Linked DNA regions of Homo sapiens: region 2 is linked to region 1. Evidence: read pairs that join two places in POLR2A ChIA-PET (ENCODE). Cell type or tissue: Panc1. All regions are shown on one strand. Each heading gives the region's core, and the rest is flanking DNA. Links, peaks and the distances in the headings are about the cores only.

Region 1 (10,626 bases), core at 1,859-9,858:
CAAAGATGTGCTTAATTTAGCCTTATTTAAGTTATCTTCATCAACCTCTCTGCAGCAGTGAACACCCACTTCTCAGAAACTTCTCTTCCCTGGGCTCCTGAGCTGACGCTATTTGAATTCTCTTTCCTTTTGATCTGCACTTTCACTGGTTGCCTTTCTTCTTCATGCATCTTACAACCACTATGCCAAGCACTACAGCAAGCACAGGGGCAGGCAGGTGGTGATAGGGTATGTGCAGTGATGTGCTGGTAAGCTAGCTCTCCACAAAAAAATAAAAAAGACCCTGATTTGTACCTTCCATAGTGTAAATACTCTTGCCATGACTGAGTATTTACTACTGAGTATCAGGCTACTAACACTTTAACAGCTCACAAAATCCCTGAATATTTAATAATTGGCTGTCATGAGTATAAGCCAGTTCCAGCACAATACTGGGTATAGAGAGATGAGTAAGACCAGTTGGATATGGAGGAGACTAGTCTAGTGGAGGAAATATAGAAATAATTCTAAGACAAAGTGCTAAGCACTGTCAGAGTGTTGAAACCAGACACTATGGGGCTGAGTGGAAGGAAGCTATATTAGGAAAATCTGTGAAGAATTCCTACAGGAAGTGGTGGAGGGATTGAACTGGATCTTTAAAAATGGGGGCTTAAAGGTAGTCATAAGGTGGGAAAACTATTCCAGGCAGAGGAAACATTTTGAATAGCAAAGTATTCAGGTATTCAAAATATTCAAAATACCAGAATAGCAAAGTATTGAGGATAATGGCTAATAGATCAAGAGGACTGGGTACAAAAACTGTAGGATACCAGCACGGATTCTGCCACTATCTAGCTTTGCGACCCTCTGTATCTTTAAAATAAGAATTTGATTTCTATGCCCCATTTCTGCATTGATTTGATGGTGGACCTTGAGGAGAGAAAGAAAATACAAGACTGGGGAAGAAGGAGAAAGGAGGAAATGCATATGATGTGGAACTTTAACAGGCTGCCAAATGCTGCAGTGCTGGCAACGCTGCAGGACCTCCCTCTGTTGGCCACCCCTTGCTGTCTTCTGGCTCAGTCCCAGCTATGAAAATCCCAAACCCCATGCTTGAGCCACAGCACACTTTGCTGAACGGACAATTCTTTTCTTTTAAACTGAATGAATATACTGAATCCTGACAGTACATGGAGAGGCAACTTAGTTTATCCTTCTGCTTTGAGGGAACAGAGGATTCTCCTGTTTTCCTTAGAAAGTATCAAGAAGACCCACAGTCTCACTCCAGTAGCTTATTCCCTTTGAACTGTTAGCAAGTCTATCTAGGCCTCCCCAATGCCCACCTCTTGTCTATCTTCTCTAGAGAACTATCTGATCTTCATTCCTTTTAAAAAAAACCCTTTAAAAACATCATGAATCATAAAACATACATAGAAAAATGTATAAAACATAAGTGCAAGATATAATTATAGAGCAAACACCCATATAATCACTAACCAGGGCAAGAGACAGAACCTTGCCATAACCTAGGAAGTCCTTCATGTTACTTCCCAAGCACGACCCTCCAGAGGGAACTACTGTTTCATTATAATAATCAAATCATGATTTTGTTTTGCTGTTTACCACCCATGTGTATATCTCAATACTAGTATTTCCTGTCTTCTGTTAACACTTGATCTAAATGCAATCATACTGTATGTATACATTCCTCTTTCTTGCTTCTTTTGCTCAACATTCTAACCATTCATTGGCATTGTTGTGTAGCTAGTTCATTCTTTTCCATCTCATTGTTATATACTGTTGTTATGAGTATCTCATAGTTTATCCATTCTACTGCGGACATTTGGATTATTTCCAGTCTTTCACTAGCATAAACGATGCTGCCACAAACATCTTTATACGTGTCCCAGTGCATGTGAGCTTCTCTCGGGTAGAAGGGTGGAATCGTTGGGTCATAGGGCATGTGTATCTTTATCTTCATTCTCTGCCGTCATATTTGGGGGAAAGCCTTTCTTCACTTTTTCTAATTTTAACTTCTGTGCTTTTGTTCCTGTTTTCCTATCACTGTGTTCATCAGTCTTCTTCCTGTGCTCCTCTAACACTCTCAGTACTGATTCTAGCTTCTAGTCCTGCATATCCCCTTCCTTCTATAGTTAAGAATGGTTTCTTCTAAGGAATAGTATTTTTTTCATATATTACTCTAGTAGGAAATGTATTTTGAGAGTTCTTCTCTTTTAAATATACTGACAATGTAAAGCACATATTTGATTGATGGGGAGGGCCAGGGGACAGACACTCTAGGATGGGAATTAAGACTGTGGGCTTTGAGTCAGACCAAATCCACAAGCTGCCACTTGCTACATATCCTTGGGCAAGTTATTTAACTTGTGTTTTAGTTTCCTTATCTGAAAAAAAAATGGGGATAATAATTATACCCATTTATAGGGTTACAAGTGGGTATAGGAGTGTGCACTAAATGAAACAATCTACAACTTTGATTATAAGAGGTTTATACATTTGGTCTTCAGGCAGGAAGAGGAAAGACAGGCAGCATTGAGAATGCCTTCAGGTTGTGTAGTGAGGATACCTACTATGAGTTTCCATCTAGTGTTTATACTAAGTCTAAACTCTGTCCACTCCTCTTTGTGGAGTGGCTGGCTAGCGCAGGCATGTGAGATGCTGCCTGTGGCCACAGAATACACAGTGAAATGAATTGGCCCATTTAGGAATGAAACCCACAATCCTGGCTTCATGCACTACTCAAATGAGTCCAGTGGCCAAAATGACATAAAAAGGGAGAATATAAATGGGCTTAGAAATGCTGTCAACGTAAACAGGAAGGCAAGAGGACACAACAGGATAACTCAAATTAACAAGCTGCTCTAAACAGCATCCTCTCTTTGTGCAATTTATTGTACAGGAGAGTTGACTGGAACAGAAACTATTCCTAATCATTATAATTTTCCTTATCCTGCAGGCTTTCCGTGTATAACTTCAGACTCTGTCACTTACACTTCTTGGTTTTAGGAGAGTTTTCCAAAGCCAGATACTTAATTACAGGTGCAGCACTCCAAGGCCAATACCTCATTACCTAATTAGGGAGTTGGGAAGTGTTTATCATAATCACGCTCAAGATCTTAATGTTCGTTTTAACTTGTCTTCCTCTTTGTGAAGACATTGATTTTTGGACTCTGAGTCTCTTACTCCCATATAAAACTGTCTAAATCCAAAACGGCTTTTGAGGAAGCAGCATTTCCAACTTGACATTAACGGTTGGGCTGAATGTTGCCTCTTATAGAGGCAACAATGCCCACTGGATTTTAACTTCTCAGTTCCTGAACCACTAATAAGTTATTTCAGTTACATTTAATAAATCCTCCTTATGCTTCTTTTCAAATAATTCTTGGAAAATTGTGTTTGAATATATTGCAGAAGATGGGGGAAAGGTGAAAGAGAAATTAACAGTCATCCTGAATGATTATCAAGTGACGTGGTATAACAATATTTGCTAACTCCATGTCAACATAGCAAGGCCAGATGGCTTAGTTTTGTTTCAGTAACATATATCATGTGGTAATAGATTGATAAAGGGTTGATTTGTATAATTACTTTTAGACCTTGACTTCAGAAGTAAGCAAGGTTGTTATCAAGAAAAAAACAACCCAGCTCTTAACATATTCATTTGAATTGATAACTGGCACAAACCCATGAAGGGGATACAAGGTGGCAGGACTATTTGCAGGAGCAGATACCAGCTTCTAATAAAAGCATACCACATTCCTTAAGTTCCTGTAAATTGGAAACTAGGGTCCCTAATAGCATCAGTGGCAGCATAAATTCAATGCTTAGATGACAGCTGAAACCCCAATGTTGGATTTATACACCCAAATATCAAGCTAACTTTCAGGGCTGGTATTTTCACACTGATGTGAGAATGACAAGTTTTATTGGCATCAAAAACAGAGTAGCCTGGGGAAGAATCTCATCAAGTGAGAGCAAAGAATCTAGAGTCTTCATTATACTTCAATGAAATGTTTGAATCTTCTTTTGTATCCTACTACTAACAGACAGCAACATGGCTTGTTTTGAACTTTACCTATTTTATTTGTCTGCTCATAAGCAAGAGAGCACAATAGCCCAACAAGCAAGTACGAGTTGGCTCTTGGCTCTAAAGACCAGCAGCTGCAGCTTCCTCTCTAAAGGTGATCACATCTTAAACAATGTAGCAGAGCTGGGGGCAGCAGTCAGGAAATGGGAGGGTGGGCTTTGTGTGAGCAAAGGCTTTGGTTTGTTTAAGAGTTCAGGATATAGATTTGAAGATTATGGTCTCTTTGAACAGTGGCTACAGGCCACATATGAAATAATCTCCGTAATTTTCATGTGTACCTGGCGAGACAAAGTCATGAATTTCAAACTTGATTTTTCCCCACAGACCTACTTGCTCCTTTTGAAAAGTGCTGGGACTGGGAGGTCCAGGCAACATTCATGCTTTTGTTGTTTTTTTTTTAATTACCAGTTGATTCTGATTTGTGAAGACCTTTGCAGACTGCAGCTGTTAGTGGAAAGGGAACAGGAATGAGCTGAACTTTTATGTCCATGTATCGAATATAGATAATAACTCTTGCCCTCCATACTTAACAGCTAACAGCAACTGTTTAATAAAACATTAGGTATTATGTGCCAGGCACTGTCCTAAGAGCTTTACATGTAATAACCACAAAAATCCTTTTTTTTTTTTTTTTTTAGACGGAGTCTCGCTCTGTCATCAGGCTGGAGTGCAGTGGCACAATCTCGGCTCACTGCAACCACTTGACTCCCTGGTTCAAGCGATTCTCCTGCCTCAGCCTCCCGAGTGGCTGGGATTACAGGCGTGAACCACCAAGCCCAGCTAATTTTTGTATTTTTAGTAGAGATGGGGTTTCACCATGTTGGCCAGGGTGGTCTCAATTGCCTGACCTTGTGATCTGCCCGCCTCGGCCTCCCAAAGTGCTGGGATTACAGGCATAAGCCACTGTGTCCGGCCCCACATAATTCCATTTTAAGGTAGGAAACTCATTCACAGAAGGGTTAAGTAACTTGTCCACGGACACAGTTAGGGCTTGGATTTAAAGCTAGACAGTGTGGCACTAGGGATCATGTTTTCAACCATTATTTATAACCTTATAAGGAATATAATAAAAACATGTATCCAAAAAGTATTTTACTTTGAGAAGTTAAAAGTTCTAAGCAGCTGCTGAATTAAGTTCCTGGAGGAAAAGTAGGCTTCTAGACAGTACTTGCTACATAATAGCTGATTACAAACAACTTTACTCAAAGGACTTGAAATCTGATCTTTGCTGTTTCTCTCAAATGCTGACTCTGGCCTACTGAAGTATTAAAGTGACTCCTTTGGCAACTGAAAATAAAGAAAGGAACTCTTTGCAGACCAGGTGCCTCACACACAGGGCTTGGCACCCAGGTGATATGTAAATGTTGGCTGACTTAAACGCCTTCCAATCAAAGGCATTTTGAAATGTGCTATTCATATTTCACAAAATGGCTTGAATATAAACTATTCAGAATGTCAAAACAAAGGGGCATGTGGCAAGTTAAGGAAATTAAAGAGAAATGGAGTACAAATGGAATATTAAACCTTTTACATTCAAAGTGAAGAACCTGGTTGCATACCCTAAAAATCCTCTTTCCTGGCTTAGCAAGGGATGAACTTTGGGGATCAAGTAAGCCTATTCTTTAATAACACAATATCTCTCATTTGTGATGTATATGCTTGCTGCAGGCATACCAATATAAACAAGCTGCTTAATATGCTCAGGTGATTTCTTTTTTAAAGGCTGAATTTATCTTATATCATTTCTTAACAACCCCTACACTTTTTAGCTTGCACTCAAACACAGCTCAGAAATAAAACAGGTTTTGCTACCACTTTAGGGAACAAAATGGTTAACTTATAACAAGCTGGGGTCGTATTCCAGGCATCAAAGCATTAAACTTAACTCAAGTCCAACAAAATGTGTTCAGCCTGCCTATAACTTCCAACCAATATCTAAAGAACTGATGCATAATCCAATTTTTTTACCATAATCCCTGAGAATTTTATGAGTAATGGGTTAATTGGTAATGTGGCATGATCCAAACCTAGGGCAGGCAAAGAATTCCCTGTGAAGACCTGTGTGAGAAGCAATGAGATCTACTGCAAGAGCTCAACTGGGCCTACATTTAGCCCTTTATGGAATTATGAAGCAGAAACCACTTGTGTTGAATTGCCATAGGGAGGAAATTAACTCAGTTTTTCTAGTACAATGTTTTCACTCAGTCTGTCTTCTGACACACATTTGTAAAATGTTGCCCACACTATCTTAGTTGTGGAATTTATTTTTCTCTGTTAGACTACTTGGCCTTTGCTTTAAGAGCAATGTAAAAGGAACTAGGGACTAGGAAAAGCAGAAAAACAGACTTAAGAGCAGTAGTGTGTTGGCTATGACAGGCTCTCAAAAAGCATTTGTTGAACCCACACACTACCTATGTTATGAACATGGCCATAGGCTAATTTCAAGATGGGAGTTAAAGCTGTTTTAAGCTGTTAGGGCTGGGGATGGGGATAATGGGCTGACCCTCAACACAAGAGTAGCTACACATGGTCTTGATCCAACATCAGTTAAATGTGCAGTCCAGATGAAGAGACATTTGAAGACACTAATCAGTCATCCTCACAAAATTTAATTAAGGGCCCGTGTTGAAACAGCCAAAAGCAAACTCTAATACGGGATCCTAGCAATAGTGCTTGGAATGTATTCAAATGGAAAAGTTTGTGCTGGAAATACTTGTTTAGAAAAAGAACTACATCACTCCACCCTGCTTTATCAAGTAATCCAAGCCATCTTAAATGCTCAAAGTCTGATCCAAGCAAGATGTTTTTTATTAAAAGCTCTTTCAGCTTGAAATAGATTATAACTTTGGGAATAAACATTTTAATGAACAAGTAGAAGGGATTCTTGACTACTATAGTTCTTTTTTGTAGACTGCTTCTAGGTAATGCAAAAAGCTCAGAAAAGGACATCAGATAAGGTAAAAGGCTTTATTATTCAGGATCAGCTCAAAGTCTGACATGGACACAGGCAGGGATAATTATCTCATTACAGTTGACCTTTGGCACCCATTTAAAAGTACTAGCTTTCCAAGTGAGACATGTTATACCCAGTAGACTCGGTATAATTTCTGACAGCCAAATGTATCCCAATTTCACTCAGTAGGGCTGCCAGGAGATGGGTAGGGATACAAACAAAATCATCTACTTTATCAATCTTTTTTTTTTCATGGATTTTTTTCCCCCATTGGCTTTCAAAGCAAGTGAGATAAACAGCGTTACTGGCAGATATTGGTCATAAATAACATCTTCCCAAAGCCCAACAGTCAAAAAACAAACACCAAATATAAGCAGATTAGGCAGATTTCCTAAATATTCAGTTAAGGCTATGGTGTGCTTGGTTTTGACCAGAGCAATTCTATGGCTTCCTTTTATTTTTCTCCCTGGATAAAACTATGCTTACTTGATCCATGCAATTTCAGTTGTTACAGCTTTAACTTATAAGATCAAAGGAATTAAAAAGTTGTCAGAATAGATTTTCAAATAATGACAAAAACTGACATAAAGTCTACACAGTCCTCAGGGATATGGATAAAACAAATGAAGTTTCATGACTGGAAGGGGGCTCCCTTCTAAGTAAATAGTACATAGAAAGTATGTAAAGCCTCTTTCCATGAGGTTACAAAGGTGAAAAATATAAAACAATGGTTCAAGATCACTGATACATAATTGTTGAATAAGGGGAGGGATGTTTAAGATATTTTGCACATTATTAACTTAGAGTCAGTCTATACACTCTCTGTATTAAATATCTAGAGAAAATTCTATTACTTTTTGGCTCAGGGCTATCTATACTAAAAGGCTATTGCTTTTTATGTACATGAAAAGAAACTCAAGATTTATGTTTCTGGTTCTGGATTTTCAGTTAAGAGCTATATTCTGTTACAAAAATATCAATAAGAAATCATCACTTTTTTCTTAAAATCTGATGACTTATTTTTTTTAAAACATTGCAGCCCCTAAAGAACTGATGACTGCACCTGAATTCAAACCCCAAATTGATTTCATAAAACATCTTCCTCTAGTAAATGGCAAAAATCATAACCTCCTGTAGAAAGTGATGTTGGGTTGGCTGACATAGCAGATTGCTTGGTGAAAACATGGGGACCTGAAATCTCATACGGGAGATATATTTGAGAGAAAAAAGACAAACACAGCTTTCTGTTGTTGTTCTCCTAGTTTCTCCGAAGAGTTGACATTTATCACTGCATTTAAAATAAAGATGACTTTAACTCAAGAGACTGCATTTTAACACTGAACTGATATAAATGTACTTATCTGAGCATCACATTTTTACACATACTTAAAAAAAACCCCACAAAAGCATAGTGAAAAGATTATGTATTTCAAATAAAATTATACATGTTGGAGGCAGAACAGAACCAGGGGTCTTCAGCAGAGGATTTCTCAGTCAGCCTTCACAGGCCTCATGCTGTGGCTGGCAGATACTTTCCACTGAGCATAGAAAGTTTCAGGATAACAAGAAACTTGTTTTTTGCCTCCATGAACTGGGATGTCATTATTATAGAGAAGATGAATAATTTAAAAAGTGAAGACTATTCATTCAAAATGCTAGAGTGACAAATTTACTTTATGAAATTTAAACACAGCATTCATCCTCGGGAAGCTGCATATACATTATGGTAGTAGAACCAGATTAGGTACATTTCAGCGTTGAAAAGATTTTGTCTAAAAATGAAAAGGCAGCTTTCTTAAAGACCAGAGTTATAGAGTCACTCTTGTATTTTTCATCTTGTTTTAGTGGACCAAAGCTCAGCTTGTTTTAGTGGACCAAAGCTCAGTAACTCACTCAGATTAGAATCTATAATTCTGTTGAGTGTTCAGGACCACAGAAGTCCTCCTGGGACTTTCTATGGAAGTATGTGCAGATTTTCCTCATGGAGCTGGGCGTGATGGTGACCTAGAAGAAGAAAGTTTAGATTTCAGAGATTTCCTTGAAGTTCAACTGTTACTAAGTTATTACTAAGGCATACCTTAAATTAGGCTGCCAGAAATTTCATTGTTTAGCCTGCTTTCAGCTCCAAATACTTTCAATGGCAATGTCTCTTTTGGCTGATTTGTACTGACTATAGTAAAAACTTAACAGATGATATGTAGGGAAAGAAGGCATAGACTTCTTATGTGAATAGAAAACATTTACTAGCTAAGTCTCCTAATAAGAAACAAATAAGTTACAATTACTATCCTTTTTGAAATAAATGAATAAATCAGCCCCCCCAATTTATAAACAAGATAGGTATTCAAATGGAAGATGTTACTCTCTTCTGAAGGTTGACATTATCATCATATAAAGGTAAAAAATTTTTAAGAAATGTTAGCTTCAAATAAATTACAAGACCAGCACACTGTTTCTACTTTTTAAAGATTTTAAGATTTATGTATCAGTGAAAATAGTTTTTCATTGAAACTACTTTTCTGCTAACACATAGCTGAGACCAGCTCCCTTGAAAAAAAAAATAGAAATTTTGGCTAGGGATAAAGAGCAGTCATAATTTTGAGAGAAGGAAAGATTCCTTATAACTGTCTTTTTTCTCCACTTTCTACAGCAAGGTCTTGATTGCAGTTTGTGTACTAAGTTGTCTTTAAAATCTATCAGTTTATTTTTCTAAAATTATGGGATAGGTCTTCATGAGAGCAGGTCGGGGTTATGAACACTTTTTAAACTAAAACTGGCCTAAGGTTGGTTATCTAGCTTCTGCCCTTTAAAATGGCAGATGATGCTGATCATGATTCTGGATTCTATTTCAATCATCCCGCCACCACAAGAGCTACTGTGAAGTACAGTGGAAACTTCCTTAACCCATCTCCCCTTCACATGCAAACAACAGAAGCTTTTTATTCTCTCTGACTGGTGCCCATAGCTCACCCAATGCACTCAGCTACTTCTGCCTCCACCACTGTAATGAATCTTGTTTTTCAAGGTTCACAAACCTATTTCTGCCATCAATCACTGATGACTGATATTATCTAATTTAAATATTAAGTCAGTCAATGAAATGAGTCCTAAAAAGATAAGTGACACTACACTGAATGTTAAAAAGAATAGATATAGGTGTCAAAAGTATTACTGTGGTGTGGCAAAATGATTATAAAAGATTGTGGAGAAGTCATAAAAATCTAGAAAGATTTTGCACTCAAATTGTTTTGTAAGTATCTAAGTTTCACTGTATTTTAAATAATCACAAAATGGAATTACAAACTGGAAATCTACTTATGGATGTTGGCAACTTTCCCATGAACAACAGCTTTATCTATAAAAAGAGGATGGCATACTGTCTAACAGGAGAGGGGAGATATTTTTGAATTGATATCCTGGAGCATGATGAAGGCTTTGGTCAATCAGGCAACAGGGCTGAGGAGTATGGACCCTGACAGGAGGGATTTTAATGGGAGTAAGTAGAGTTGCCAGATAAAATACAGCACATTCAGTTACATTTGAATTTCAGACAAACAAAAATAGTTTCTTAGCATAAAACATTTTT
Region 2 (10,626 bases), core at 1,527-9,526, 150 kb after region 1:
ACTTTTTTAGGCTGAAGGAAAATTATTTCAGATATAAACTCAGACCTACAAAACTGAGTAAGAAGGATTACAAGTGGTAAATGTTTTTGTTTTTTTTTTTAATTTTTAAAAAGATATTTGACCGTTTATAGCAAAAATGATGTTTAGGAGTTTTTAACATATAGAAGTAAAATATATGAAATAAGACAACGGGGGGATATAGTAGTAAGAATCTTACATTTAGTAGTATATCATTTGACAGTAACTTCTGATAAACTGAGGGTGAATATTTTAAACTCTAGAGCAGCCACCAAGAAATAAAACAAGCCAGTAGAGCCATAAAGTGGAATACTAAAATATAAAACTCCAAACTTTCTAGAAGACTACATTGGAAAACCTCTTCATGACCTTGAAATTGGTCATGATTTCTTAGGACACAAACAGCAGTTACCATAAGAGAAAAATTTGCTGAATTGGATTTAAACTTTTAAATCTGCTTTTGTTAAGATGTCATTTAAAAAATGAAAAAGGTTACGGACAGCAAGAAAATATTCTTAAAACATATTCTATCAAAAGACTTCTATTCAGACATTGCTTTATTAAGAACGCCATACAACTCGACAATCCGATTTTTCTTTCTTTTTTTGAGACGGATCCTCTCTCTGTCGCCCAGGCTGGAGTACAGTGGTGTGATCTCGGCTCACTGCAACCTCCACCTCCCAGGTTCAAGCGATTCTCCTGCCTCAGCCTCCCGAGTAGCTGGGATTACAGACATGCGTCACCATGCCCAGCAAATTTTTGTATTTTTAGTAGAGTCAGGGTTTCACCATATTGGTCAGGCTGGTCTCAAACTCCCGACCTCAGGTGATCCACCCGCCTCAGCCTGCCAAAGTGCTGGGATTATAGGCATGAGACACCATGCCCGGCTGACAATCCAATTTTATAAAACTGGTAAGAGTTTTGGACACTTCAAAAAAGAAGGTATGTTAATATCCAGTAGGCACATGAAAAGATGCTTGACATCAGTAATCACTAGAGAAATTAAAATCACAATGAGATACTACTCCCACTAGAACAGATAAGATTAAAAAGACCTTCAGTGTCCAATGTTGGTGCAGATGTGGAGGAGCTTGAATTCATACTAGTATGTTGTTGGGAATACACAATGATACAGCCACTTGGAAAACTGTTTGACAATGTCATATAAAGTTAAACATAAATTTATCATATGACCACCAATTCTATTCCTACTGTTCTACCGAAGAGAAATGAAAACATGTTTCCACACAGATGTATACACAAATGTTCATAGCATCTTTATTCATAGTAACAAATCTGGAAAAACCCAAGTGTCTCTCAGTAGGCTAATGGATAAACAAATTGTAGTATATCCACAAATGAAATACTAAGTAATAAAGATGAATGACCTGTTGATCATTCAGCAGGTCATACAGAAACCATGCGTGCCCTCCGAAACATGCTGTGAAAGAAGCCAAAAGAGAAAATCAGTGAAACCAGAAGCTGGTTCTTTGAAAAGATTAATAAAATTGATAAAACTAGTCTGAGCAAGAAAAAAAATAAATCACTAATAGTAGAAATAAAATAGTGGCATCATTACAAATCTTACAGATATTAAAAGCATAATAAGGGAAGAATAACTTTGTGCAAAGAAATTTGCTTAGGTGAACAGGACAAATTTAAATATTCTTCATTAGCATAGACAAAAATTTTTTTAAAAAGTTCAGTCCAACAATATATATAAATATAATACATTAAGACTAAATAGGGTTTATCCCAGGAATACAAGGTTGGGTTAACATTAGAAAATCAATTTAAGTACTTCGCCATATTGCAAAATAAGAAAAACTAAAGTGTCAAGACTTAACTACTGGTTTCAAGACTTAATATAAAACTACAGTAACTAAGACAATGTGATGATGGTTTAAGGGTAGGATTAAGAGTCCAGAAATACTCACGTAGTCACTTGATTTTTGTCAAAGATGCCAAAATAATTGTATGGGAAAAGAATAGTCTTTTCAACAGATTGTGCTAGAACAACTACATATATAAAAGGGAAAAAATAATCTTCCTTACCCCACACCATACACAAAAGAGTATGTATTGTATGGCTCTATTTATATGAACTATCAGGAAACAAATCTTATGTACAGAGATAAAAAGCAAATCTGTGGTTGCCTACCACCAGAAATGGAATTGTTTTGTTAGCAAGTCTTTTATGTAGTTTAGCTGTCCTTAAAGTCCATCATACAAATGAGCTTCAGTTCTTGTCTTAATAGAACTTAAGATATAGTACAGAACAGGAAACAGAACTTTGGAGCCCAGCAAATGTGAACATGAATCCCTTACCAGTCACTCCTAGCTCTGTGAATGTATGTCATCTCAGTGAGCCACGTATGCATAAACTGTAGGTAGATAATGATGCCTGTTTCCCAGAGTAGTTGTGAAGATTAAATGAACTAATATATGTAAAATACCTGGCTGAAATGCCTTGTACATAGTAGGCATTAAAATGATAGTAGGGAATAATCAGAGTAGTCTTATGCCCAGCATATTTAAATTACCTACATTGTATTTTCAAAAGTTTAGTTAGAAATGACTTTGATGGGATGTATCTCAAAATAATAAGAGCTATCGATGACAAACCCATGGCCAGTATCATACTGAATGGGCAAAAACTGGAAGCACTCCCTTTGAAAACTGGCACAAGACAGGGATGCCCTCTCTCACCACTCCTATTCAACATAGTGTTGGAAGTTCTGGCCAGGGCAGTCAGGCAGGAGAAGGAAATAAAGGGTATTCAATGAGGAAAAGAGGAAGTCAGATTGTCCCTGTTTGCAGATGACATGATTGTATATCTAGAAAACCCCATTGTCTCAGCCCAAAATCTCCTTAGGCTGATAAGCAACTTCAGCAAAGTCTCAGGATACAAAATCAATGTACAAAAATCACAAGCATTCTTATACACCAATAACAGACAAACAGAGAGCCAAATCATGAGTGAACTCCCATTCACAATTGCTTCAAAGAGAATAAAATACCTAGGAATCCAACTTACAAGGGACAAGAAGGACCTCTTCAAGGAGAACTACAAACCATTGCTCAATGAAATAAAAGAGGATACAAATGGAAGAACATTCCATGCTCATGGGTAGGAAGAATCAGTATCGTGAAAATGGCCATACTACCCAAGGTAATTTATAGATTCAATGCCATCCCCATCAAGCTACCAATGACTTTCTTCACAGAATTGGAAAAAACTACTTTAAAGTTCATATGGAACCAAAAAAGAGCCCACATCACCAAGTCAATCCTAAACCAAAAGAACAAAGCCGGAGGCATCACACTACCTGACTTCAAACTATACTACAAGGCTACAGTAACCAAAACAGCATGGTACTGGTACCAAAACAGAGATGTAGATCAATGGAACAGAACAGAGCCCTCAGAAATAATGCCGCATATCTACAACCATCTGATCTTTGACAAACCTGACAAAAACAAGCAATGGGGAAAGGATTCCCTATTTAATAAATGGTGCTGGGAAAACTGGTTAGCCATATGTAGAAAGCTGAAACTGGATCCCTTCCTTACACCTTATACAAAAATTAATTCAAGATGGATTAAAGACTTACATGTTTGACCTAAAACCATAAAAACCCTAGAAGAAAACCTAGGCAATACCATTCAGGACATAGGCATGGGCAAGGACTTCATGTCTAAAACACCAAAAGCAATGGCAACAAAAGCCAAAATTCACAAATGGGGTCTAATTAAACTAAAGAGCTTCTGCACAGCAAAACAAACTACCATCAGAGTGAACAGGCAACCTACAGAATGGGAGAAAATTTTCGCAACCTACTCATCTGACAAAGGGCTAATATCCAGAATCTACAATGAACTCCAACAAATTTACAAGAAAAAAACAACCCCATCAAAAAGTGAGCGAAGGACATGAACAGACACTTCTCAAAAGAAGACATTTATGCAGCCAAAAAACACATGAAAAAATGCTCACCATCACTAGCCATCAGAGAAATGCAAGTCAAAACCACAATGAGATACCATCTCACACCAGTTAGAATGGCAATCATTAAAAAGTCAGGAAACAACAGGTGCTGGAGAGGATGTGGAGAAATAGGAACACTTTCACACTGTTGGTGGGACTGTAAACTAGTTCAACCATTGTGGAAGTCAGTGTGGCAATTCCTCAGGGATCTAGAACTAGAAATATCATTTGACCCAGCCATCCCATTACTGGGTATATACCTAAGGATTATAAATCATGCTGCTATAAAGACACATGCACATGTATGTTTATTGCGGCACTATTCACAATAGCAAAGACTTGGAACCAACCCAAATGTCCAACAACGATAGACTGGATTAAGAAAATGTGGCACATATACACCATGGAATACTATGCAGCCATAAAAAATGATGAGTTCATGTCCTTTGTAGGGACATGGATGAAACTGGAAATCATCATTCTCAGCAAACTATCGCAAGGACAAAAAACCAAACACCGCATGTTCTCACTCATAGGTGGGAGTTGAACAATGAGAACACATGGACACAGGAAGGAGAACATCACACTCTAGGGACTGTTGTGGGGTGGGGGGAGGGGGGAGGGATAGCATTAGGAGATATACCTAATGCTAAATGACGAGTTAATGGGTGCAGCACACCAACATGGCACATGTATACATATGTAACAAACCTGCACATTGTGCACATGTACCCTAAAACTTAAAGTATAATGATAATAAAATTAAAAAATAATAAGTTAAAAAAATAAAATAGAAATGCCTTTTTTCACTTAGAAATGTTTTCAGAAATTTGCAGGGGTTCAAAGCAGTAGAGGAAAAAGAAAGAAATCTAGGTTAAACTTATCCCAGCACGCTGTGTATACAGACTGTCTTCTGAACGTGCCTATGCGTTTCATCTCCATGCTTTAGATTCATGCCATTTCTCTAGCTATGAATGTCCTGTACTTTCCATCTCTCCAAAGTTTACCCATCTTACTTACCTACTGATATGTTCAAGACTCTCTTCTTCTGTGACATTCCTCCATGTTCTGACCTGTTATTTATATATCTAACCTGTTATTACATATCTTTATGGATGGTTTGGAGCTTATCTGCTGGCTTTATTGATAGTCCCCTTTTCAGATGTGTTTATGTCTCTTTCACCTGTGGCAGTAACACTGTCATATTTCCTGGCAACCAAAGAGATTAAGAATTACATAACTTGAAGTCAGACCTGGGTTTGAATTCTGGCTTGCCATTTACTAGCTGTATGACTGTAGGCAAACTACTTACCCTCTCCTAGCCTCAATTTTCTCACCTGTAAATGGAAATAACTTCATTATTTTAAAAATTAAATGAAAATATGTTGAAAGTACCTGATACATGTAGGCATTAAATAGCCATGCTATTTTGATGGATTAATGAATATTGACCTTTACTTCAGTTTCCAGGAATATGGATCTACTGGAACAGCCCATGCTGATAGTGAATATGAAAGAAGAATGATGTCTGTATATAATCATGTCTTGGAGGAGGTAGAATCACTCAATCGGAAATATACCCCTGTTTCTTATATGGCAAGTGGCATTTGTTTTATTGAGCTTTTATTGTATGGATGTGGGTTTTTCATACATTTATGGCACTTACTGTGTGAGTTCAACAAATTAACCTTTCTGTGCCTGTTTCCTTATCCATAAAACAGGGTTAATACCTACCTCACAGCATTGTAGTGGGGAGTAAATGAGATAATCCATGAAAGTACTTAGCACATCTCTAGCTGCTACGTAGTTATATTAATATATAAAAATCTGCTCTACCAGAATGCAAATAAAATTTTTTCTTTTTTTAACAATTTAACTGAAGTTGCAATAATTCTCAACGCAGGCTACACATTAGAATCACTTTGAGGGCTTTTTAAAGAATACATTAATATACAGGCCTCACCCCTGACCAGCTAACTCTGAGTTTCTGGAATTGTGGCCCAGGCATTAGTAGTTTTACACACACTCAGGTGATTCTGTCATGCTGCCATGGTTGGGAGAACCACTGGACAATTGAAACAGAAAGAACAGGGCTTGTTGGCTGACTGGCAATGAGTCATTTCCTACCAGGTGATGACATTAATGCCTTTCAGTACACTCTTCAGCCTTTACCCTGCTGAATCTCTGCTGCCTTTGGCACTTCCTAAGAAGTTCTCAGAGCACTCACCCTTTTTTTTATCTTCTCCCCTGATTTCCCAGTCACAGGACAGGCTAACATACTCTCACCCAAATTTTCTCCTCCCTGTCTGACCATTCCCCAGTATCTCTGCTCAGGTTTTATAACAAAATGCCGTAGGCTTGGTACCTTAAACAACAGACATTTATTTCTCACAGTTTTGGAGGCAGGAAAGTCCAGTATCAAGCTGCCAGCAGATTCGGTTCCTGGTGAGGACTTTCTTCCTGGCCCTGGTGACAGCCACCTTCTTATTACATCTTCACATGGTAGGGAGAGATCGAGAGCTCTGGTCACTCTTCCTCTTCTTTAAGAACACTCATCCTGGCCGGGTGCGGTGGCTCACGCCTGTAATCTCAGCACTTTGGGAGGGTGAGGTGGGCAGATCACGAGGCCAGGAGTTTGAGACCAGCCTGACTAACATGGTGAAACCCTGTGTCTACTGAAAATGCAAAAATTAGCTGGGCATGGTGGCGCATGCCTGTAATCCCAGCTACTCAGGCGGCTGAGGCAGGAGAATCGCTTGAACCGGGTGGCGGAGGTTGCAGTGAGCTGAGATAGCGCCACTGCACTCCAGCCCGGGCAACAGAGCGAGGACTCTGTCTCAAAAAAAAACCAACCAAACAAACAAACAAAAAAAACACTCATCCCATCATGGGGGCCCACCTCCAAATGCCATTACCTTGGGGGTTGCAGCTTCCACATACGAATTTGGGGGAACACAAACATTCAGTTCCCAATTCCCAGCCTTTGAACTTTACCCCTTGGAGAGTTTCTCTTCTGCTTCTGCTCTTCTCATTCTGTACTTTCATGCTTTATCAAGTGTTTTAGAATAAATAGGATGTCATTAAAGAGTTAGGTTAGATCTAAAGATGGGCAATTCCTTTGACATATTGCTTTCCATGTAAAATTGTCAATAGTATTTACTGAATTGAATTGACAGCTGTTTGACAGTGACATTGTTTGCTAAGGGAGAGTGTAAAGACAGTCTTTGAAAGAAATACACACATCTGTGTGAGACAGTGGTTATTTTCATATTCTTCTAAGCTCCATCCTAAAAAATGAAATAGATGCTAAACAAACTTCATTTTGATGGAATTGAATATAACGGAATGGGAATTTTCTGCCCAGCAGAAGACACAGTACAGAGAAAAGGGCCCTAGGCTCATTCAGAACTAGGTTCAAATTCTGGCATTGCTGCTCAGCAGCTGTGTGACTTTAGTCACATTGCTTAACATCCTTTTATATGAAGTAGAAAACATACCTGCCTCATAGGATTACTGTGAGGTTTAAATGAAATAATGCTAATTGCCTAGCACAGTGCTGTCATATAGGGAGTGGTTAATAAAAGTTATTTCCCGGTCGGGCGCAGTGGCTCATGCCTGTAATCCCAGCACTTTGGGAGGCCAAGGTGGGCGGATCACCTGAGGTCAGGAGTTCTAGACTAGCATGCCCAACATGGTGAAACCCCATCTGTACTAAAACTACCAAAATTAGCCAGGCATGATGTCAAGCACCTGTAATCCCAGCTACTTGGGAGGCTGAGGCAGGAGAATTACTTGAACCCGGGAGGCGGAGGTTGCAGTGAGCCGAGATCACGCCATTGCACTCCAGCCTGGGTGACAAGAGTGAAACTTCATCTCAAATAAATAAGTAAGTAAGTAAGTTATTTCCCTTTTTCTGTATTTCCAAGTTGTACTTTATAGATTTGTTACTGTCTGAGCCTCCAGATTCAGTTCAACAAGTATTTATGGGATCCTAGGGATAGAAAAATGACAAAGACACAGGATCTTCCCTCAAGTTGTCCATAGTCTAAGAAAGAAAGATTTTATAAACAAACACAATACAGTATATGTGCATTAATAGAATTCTGCACAAGGTAGAGATGTAGTACAAAAAAGAGAGTAGTTCACATCAAAAGATAGGGAAAATGGATTGGTGGTGCAGTTGAGAGGGAAGATGTATTTGTATATGAGTTTTCCAGACAGATAAGAAGGGGTTGGGAATCTCAGGTAGAGAACATATTCAAAAGCAGAGGCATGAAATAGGGTGATGTCTTCTAGGAACAGTTTGTTATTACTTCAATGTAACATACAGGCTAGGGATTAGAGAGATGAAATCAGAGAGGTAGCCAGTGGCCAGGTGACAAAAGGCTTTGAACACAGTATAAGGGAGCTTGGACTTTGTCCTTAGGCACAGGGGGGCTTCTTAGAAATTGTAAATGGGTAGGAGAGAGAAGTGCTTAATATAGATTGTATATTATCATATAGAAGCAAAACAGGAAATGGCTGGCAGGGTGTGGAATTAGAGGAAAGAAGAATGACTACAAGGCTTTTTCAGTAATCCAAACTAAGGAACAAATTACTAAAATGGCAGTAGGAATGAGAAAAATAGATATATATGAGAGATATTTAGTGAAAATATTTTCAAGGCTGAGTTTTTTAACTAGACATGAGATGATGGAGGCATGCCTTCCAGGTTTCCAGCTTGAATGATCAGTTACACAACTGATTGATCCTTTACTGAGAGAATATAGAGAGGTGATAGAAGATGAAGGTTTTACTTTCAAACATGTTGCTGTCTTTAGGCAGTTGGATAGTAAATACGTTGCAGTTGGAAGAAAGATGGGCTGGGATGCATATAAGGTCATCTGCACATAGAAGTTCTTAAAGTCACGGGAGTGGGGAGAATTGCCTATGAAAAACATGGATTGAGAAGAGAAGACAACAAGGAGAGCATCAGCATTTAAGGAACACACAAAAGAAGAGGCTCTTTAAAAAGAAGATGGCAAAAGGAAGAATCAGAAATAAGGGTATGGACTATTAGGTGGAATTTCATGGAAGGAAGAGCATTATCAGGTGCCACAGAAATGTCAGAAAATACAAAGACTGAAAAGTATCCATTGGATTGACAATTAAGAGAGCATTGTCCAGGCACAGTGCCTTATGCCCATAATCCCAGCACTTTGGGAGGCCAAGGCGGGTGGATCACGAGGTCAGGAGTTTGAGATCAGCCTGACCAACATGGTGAAACCCTGTCTCTACTAAAAATACAAAGTTAGCCAGGCGTGGTGGCGCATGCCTGTAATCCCAGCTACTCAGGAGGCTGATGCTGGAGAATTGCTTGAACCTGGGAGGCCGAGGGTGCAGTGAGCCGAGATTGTGCCATTGCACTCCAGCTTGGGCAACAGAGAGAGACTCCGTCTCAAAAAACAAAACAAAACAAAACAAAAAGCGTTAACGTCTTTCTGCTGGTTTACTGATCATGATACGTAATTTACATCTCCAGACATCTTAATAGTGATCTGCTAATACACCTATGGAGGTCAATACCCAAGGGGCTGTTGACCTCAGAGGCACTCCACACTTTTCCAAGAGGGTATTGCAAAATCTGCACCATTCTTTTAAAAGGCAAAATGGTGACTTTCTGCCTGAAAACAGCCTGAAGTCCCTTGTGGTCCTCTGAGTCCACGCTTCAAAGATGTTTCTCTCCTTAGACACTAGTGTGGCATCAGAGGTCCACCAAAGGTGGATGTCTCTGCAAATACTTTCCAAATTACTTGTTGCAGGAAGCTGATTAATGCTATTTTAACAGTTAAATCTGAAAAAATAGAACCAGTGTCTTTAAATCTGTGTTGTGATTATCTCAGGTAATAGACTTGGCATTTGTACTATGAGTCTGTTGGGCACAAAATGTTCAATTGCCTGAACCCAATAAGGAATGGATTTTTCTGGCTTTTAGCCTTAACACCCAACTTTAAAAAAAAAAATGTTTACAGCATGAGCAACTAGGTGACACTCTGCTTGAAAGCAGGAGCCTAGAGGGACAGACAGCATACCACATGGTGCATGCAGCAGTTTTCAACCTGTGGTGTTGGGTTTCAATCAGGCTGGTGGGAAAAATATTAGAGATAGTTATAGAAATAGACACAAATCTTCTTGGAAGGCTGAGAAGTTTGCCTAACTTCAGTAATAGATCTGGCTGAAGGCGGCCTGATCTCTTTACCTTTAAACAAATTAAAATAGTAATAAAGAAAGGCAGAGTAGTTTACCTGGCTAGCTTGTTTACTCATATAAAGACTAACCTTTGATGTACCGTGAGTGCTTAAGTGCCTTTTACTCAGAAGTCCACAATGTCAATTTCCCTCTAATGGTGTTGACTCAAGCTTTTGTTAATTAATCTTACTGAATAAATGCGAGTCTGACTAGCTGATCAGGGCCTAGTTGCAACTGTTTACAGGACTCAGCAGGAGCCTGTAAGCGGCTGGGACCCTCAGCTGGACTGGCAGAGCAGAATATCTGTGTGTCAGCATACTTTATTTATCCGTTGCTGAATCGGGTCTGCAAGAACAGACCTCCCGCAGCTAGTGCCCCCGTGAAAGGAGCGC

The links. Peaks named below come from ENCODE experiments on the same cell type or tissue, not always from the same donor. Only the 100,000 strongest peaks of a DNase experiment are listed, where the experiment ranks them.
Region 2: POLR2A ChIA-PET joins it to region 1 with 12 read pairs; 2 of 35 experiments call an interaction of 5 or more read pairs at or near these places.

What each region holds. Positions count from the first base shown.
Region 1 is chr1:212,101,260-212,111,885 of GRCh38, reverse strand. DTL (denticleless E3 ubiquitin protein ligase adapter) reads right to left here. Exons shown (of 15, transcript NM_016448.4): 15 at 6,873-9,044. The coding sequence ends at 8,946. Among named protein-coding and RNA genes, the nearest start is that of MIR3122, 29 kb to the right of the region's middle. In Panc1, for the core only: no CTCF peak of the experiment used is centred there; no DNase peak of the experiment used is centred there.
Region 2 is chr1:211,947,545-211,958,170 of GRCh38, reverse strand. It overlaps INTS7 (integrator complex subunit 7), which reads left to right. Exons shown (of 20, transcript NM_015434.4): 17 at 5,470-5,602. Among named protein-coding and RNA genes, the nearest start is that of INTS7, 83 kb to the left of the region's middle. RefSeq lists an enhancer at 10,000-10,612. In Panc1, for the core only: no CTCF peak of the experiment used is centred there; a DNase peak (open chromatin) is centred at 6,110.